Regions from separate parts of the Homo sapiens genome. Here region 2 is linked to region 1. Evidence: read pairs that join two places in POLR2A ChIA-PET (ENCODE). Cell type or tissue: Panc1. All regions are shown on one strand.

What was found. Peaks named below come from ENCODE experiments on the same cell type or tissue, not always from the same donor. Only the 100,000 strongest peaks of a DNase experiment are listed, where the experiment ranks them.
Region 2: POLR2A ChIA-PET joins it to region 1 with 28 read pairs; 2 of 35 experiments call an interaction of 5 or more read pairs at or near these places.

What each region holds. Positions count from the first base shown.
Region 1 is chr10:93,995,711-93,998,210 of GRCh38, forward strand. The region is part of intron 1 of PLCE1 (phospholipase C epsilon 1); the gene reads left to right. Among named protein-coding and RNA genes, the nearest start is that of PLCE1, 3.0 kb to the left of the region's middle. In Panc1, no CTCF peak of the experiment used is centred here; no DNase peak of the experiment used is centred here; H3K4me3 peaks cover 779 bases; H3K27ac peaks cover 2,500 bases.
Region 2 is chr10:94,355,491-94,357,990 of GRCh38, forward strand. NOC3L (NOC3 like DNA replication regulator) reads right to left here. Exons shown (of 21, transcript NM_022451.11): 4 at 1,684-1,841; 5 at 1,045-1,101. Among named protein-coding and RNA genes, the nearest start is that of NOC3L, 6.2 kb to the right of the region's middle. RefSeq lists an enhancer at 2,456-2,500. In Panc1, no CTCF peak of the experiment used is centred here; no DNase peak of the experiment used is centred here.

The DNA of each region.
Region 1 (2,500 bases):
CCTTTATACCCAGGAGCCATGTCTTACCAGGTAAGAAGCCAGATTGAACTGGAGGGACATTCTTCCAGTCCTCTTAGTAACATAAACTCCTGGGATGTGGTCCAAGTTTGACCTGTCATTAAAAATTCCATACTCCAGTGGGTTAGAAGCTAGATTCCAATGAAGGCGGTTGGTTTTGTTTTTCTATTTACAACCATTCTTAGTCACATTCTTCTCTGGGCTTTTGTTGTATACTTTAAAAAAACTGTTTGATGTGCAATTTGTTACCTGTAACTTTCTAAATGAATAAAAGAAGATTGAAAAAATACTGTGCATGGTGGAAGAGTTTTCTAAAGTAGACAGCAGGGGACGTTTCCCATGCCTGGGCAAGAGGAGGGATTTGCACAGAGTGAGGCTTGCTGCACGTGTGTGTGTGTGTGTGTGCGCGCGCGTGTGTGTTCCACACACCTGGCTGACAGGCGCCTATATAGGACAGTTGCTTTAGTCTTAATGCCTTCTCTCTCTGCCGGAACTACTTCTGCGGTGGAAGAACAATAAAACAGAGCTTCTGGGTTCAGAAGGAGAAGCAGAGGAAAAGCCAAAAACAGTAGAAGCAGCTAAGAGTGTGAATTTGTTTGCTGAAGTTGCTTTCCTCCCAACGTTCAGTTGAGATCTGTGGCATTGAGCAAGTAGGGGTTTGGTTGAGGCGAGGGAAGACAGGTGATTAGGAAACATGGTGCTTCTGGAAGAGGGGTGGAAGGTTCTGATAGGGTTTTAGGGAAGCATGTGATTTAGTTATGTAAGGCCCAAAGAGGAGAGTTGGAGATGGAGGAGTAGGGAATGGAGAAAGAGAGGAAGACGATATCAAAGATGCATTTTGTTATAGGCCAACCATGTGGCCTACAAAGAAGGGCAGAACTCTCTCTAGCATCATGTGTTCCTCTCTGCTCCCTGGATGCAGAATGCAGGGTTTTTACCGAGGCTATAATTCATCTGTGTTATGGCTTAAATAGATTTTCGTGGGCCAGATTGGGAACCAAGCCCTCGGAGGCTACATTGTCCAACATGGTAGTCACTAGCCACATATGGCTATTTACATTTGAATTGAAATTAGTTAAATGAAATTAACCACCCATATTTCAAGTGCTTGATAGCTACATGCAGCTAGTGGCTACTGTATTGGACAGTGCAGATATAGAACATTTTCATCATCTCAGAAAATCCTTCCCTAGAGGATTGTTTCAAAGGGGTAATTCCTATTAATCTCCAAAGTGTACTGGTTTCCAAATGAAATTTAGTCATAACTTTAAAGTTTCCAAATTTTACATGAAAATAATAGAAGTTGTTGTTGGTAACACTATGGTGCTTACTACATGCCAGGCACCACTCCAAGAACTTTTATCAATTAACGCATTTAATTTTTATATATTACTCAGTCAATGTGAGAGATCTTATCCTTTAGCTGTATTTCCAAAATCAAAAAAGCTCTAAAAACTGTGATTTTCATAAATTTGGCTACAAAACTTGGTCTGAAGTGACGTGAGGTTATGACAGTCTTTATTTTTCTCACTTGGTGAGAACTACACATATATTTTTACTTCAGAAATTATGGGCATATTTTATTTGCTGCAGATACCATTGAAAGTGTTATGTAAGATATGGCATATGCATTTTTACCATTACAAAATCCATAAAGCTTCTGAATCACAGTTGGCTGGCTGCTCAGAATTTGGATTAGGGAGTGTGGACTTCCATGATTATGCCCATTTTGAAGATGGGAAAACTGAAGCAACGAAAGGTCAAGTGATTTGCATAAAGTCACAGCAAGGAAGTGCCAGTGTCAGGAGCCAGTCAAAGTGGGCTGTCTCCAGAGTCTGTTCTCTTGATCACTGTGCTATCCTACATTAACCTCTGGGCTCATGACCCAAAACAAATAACCATCCTTTTTTTTTTTTTTTTTTTTTTTTTGGTTAGGTGAAACCTAATAGCTTTAACTCAGCTCATTAGAAAGTTTCAGATAGTGATCTGGCTAAATTGTTTAGCAGTTGAGGTTTTGAAATGCCATGGATAGTTCAACCACCGTAATAGACGTGCTTAGCAATTGTTTAGCTTGCCCCTTTCCACCCTGTGTCAGCCACACTTGTTTTTGAGCATTCACTGTGTAAGAACTGGTAGGAAAAGAGGTGGGTACTGGTGAAACCATTGGGCTCATGTTGAAATCTTTGGCATGTGGGGGCTTACATATTCATAACTGTTATGGGGTGGAGGGTGGCCGGTGGTTTGGTCCTAGTATAGATCAACTGTTACAGGCGAGGGCCATTTGGTGGACTACCAGGATTGTAAGCCCTCCTGGCGTGTTTTTGGAGGGTCTGCATCAATCTGACTCAGTCGGAAGTCTTTCTAGGGAAATTGAATTCCTCTTTTCTTGTGGGAGTTCGACTGGAACTGCAAGGCTGGTCTGGGGGCAAGAATGGACATTTCATTTCTCCTCCTCAAGTAGTGGCAAGCCTCAGTGATCTCT
Region 2 (2,500 bases), 360 kb after region 1:
ATTGATCCTCCCACCTCAGCCTCCCCAGTAGCTGAGACCATAGGTGAGCCACAATACCCAGCTAATTTTTGTGTTTTTTGTAGAGACGGGGTTTCACCATGTGGCCCAGACTGGTCTCAAACTCCTGGGCTCAAGTGATCCTCCCACCTCAGCATCCCAAAGTGCTGGGATTACAGGCATGAGCCAGTGCAACCAGCCTAGAGCTCATATTCTTAGCTTCTATGATAATAAGCCCAAAATAATTCATATTAATTAACAAATAGGATAATCCTATTTAGTTTTTTTTTAAGTACAGAATATTCTCCTTTGTTTTTAACACTATATATTACTTTATACAAACTAATACTTCATAGTTTTGGGCTACAGAAAAACATGTCCACCTTAGGAAATTCATAGGGAACTAGATTTAATCAACACTAGCATAATCTGTAATGGTTTTATGATGGGTGACTGAAAACAGTTAAACAGTTGACCTGTAATTCATTTTTGCTATTAATGAGGTCTGCTAAGCGAAAGTAAAATTTAACTAGATTGTTCTGTCACAAATTCCAAACTAATATAATTTCAAACAATAAAATGCATTATTTCAGTTCAACTTTGATTAAATGGTCCTAGGTAATAGAAACTGACATTCAATTATATGAAACATATGCAAGTATAATTGTGCTAGAAACAAACCAAAATGACTTCATACTACAGAATCGCTTTTGTAATTTAAAGCTAAAAAGTTAACAGTTATTTGTAAGTAGTCTTTCTCTTACAATTAAAAGGAATTCAGAACAGTAATAATTAACAAGACACACTTCTTGTATGCCTAGATATTACAAATATGATTGTGTAAATTTTTCCATAATCAAAAAAATAAAGAATCTATTAATAATTCCACAAGATGAAGCTTTCAAATGTGGAAAAATGTTCAAAGTGACCTTGAAATGAGCAGTACTCCAAAATGTACCTTCCAGATTTCATCTAAAATTAACTCACATTTACTATTATGCAAAAAAATTCTCAATTAACAATTTAGTAACTGTAAAGACATATTACCTTCCTCAAGTTCCCTCTCTTCTTCTTGATCCTCTTCATCTTTGTTACTATCAGTAACTATATGGAAAACATATGTATTAAAACTGTGATATATACTTAAGTGGTAAAAACTGTAAAGAAATGCTAGGAGGTGATTACGATAAAACTCAGGATAGCAGTTACTTTTATGGGAAGAGCACAATTAGTGATTGAGGTGAGCACAAGGGAGGATTCTGGAAGCTAGCAGTAGTTTTTTTTCCTTGTCTGAATAGTAGTTTTATAGGTATGCGCTTTGTTATAAACCATGTAACTTCACATCTTTGATATCTGAACTTTTCTGTTTTATTTCACATACAAAAGAAGATACATTAAAAAAGAAAGCTAATCAAGAACAGTTAATATGCTCTAATTTTAGAAACAACAAAATTTAGTGAAAAGAAAATCACCTGAACCTTGTAGCTTCAGTTGTCCTCACAGTACAAATTGGTACCTGAGATAATCTATAATTCTGGCCCAAATCATCAAGCTTGCTATAAGACTAATTGAATATTTTCTAGATATGGGTAAAATCAAAGTAAAATTAAATTTTGAGTGAAAAAAAAACATGATATCAGTAAGGGGGTAAAAGTTCAACTAATATTACCAGTTTATTAGACTCACCTGGCTTCTCCCTAGTCTGTGGGATTATACCACTTTTATCTTTGATAGGAAGTAAATGAATCAGTTCCTTCTCTGGTGCAGTTTGCAGAGTTCTTGGTATTTTTTCATATTTATCTATAATGCGTTCATGCTTCCGTTTCTTCGCATGAACAGGCTCACTGCAGGGGAAAAAAAGATCAATTTTCAGTCTTAATAGATCTAAAAAGTTATCTAGAGACCTATCATTTCAAAAGTACAGAAAAACCACCAGCCAACTTTCAATAGGTATATGGATAGTAGCACTTAGGCTAGTGTCTGGCACATAGCAGGCACTCAAACAGCAAATGAATAAAAGAAATGGGTAAACAACCTACCATACAAACTCAAACTTTGGCTACATCCAGTTTTCCCTCTAGATGCAAAATAAAGGTGAAAGTTACAGCAGATTCTTTATGAAGAACAGTTCATAAAACCAAGTGTGACTCTTACTTTCCCAAAATCTTTAGAGTATAGCATAGACTTTGGAGTTTAAAAGGTCCAACTTTAAATTCCAGATACTTGTGACTGCAGGGAACCATCAGTTTCCTCTCTGGAAATGGGAATAAGACCTACCAGCAGGGTAATGAGGATTAAGTGAAATCATAGCCGTAGGAACTCAGAACTGTTCTGCCACTACCTCAAAGTGAGAACAGCATTCTTCCCCCATTCACTCTACTTGACTATTCAGACTCAAAAGAAAGATGTACATTAAATGAAATCAGCTTATCTTATACATGAACCTCCTTTATTTAGGAAATAAGCTAAATAATACTTTATTCTTTGTAAACATTGTGCTCAA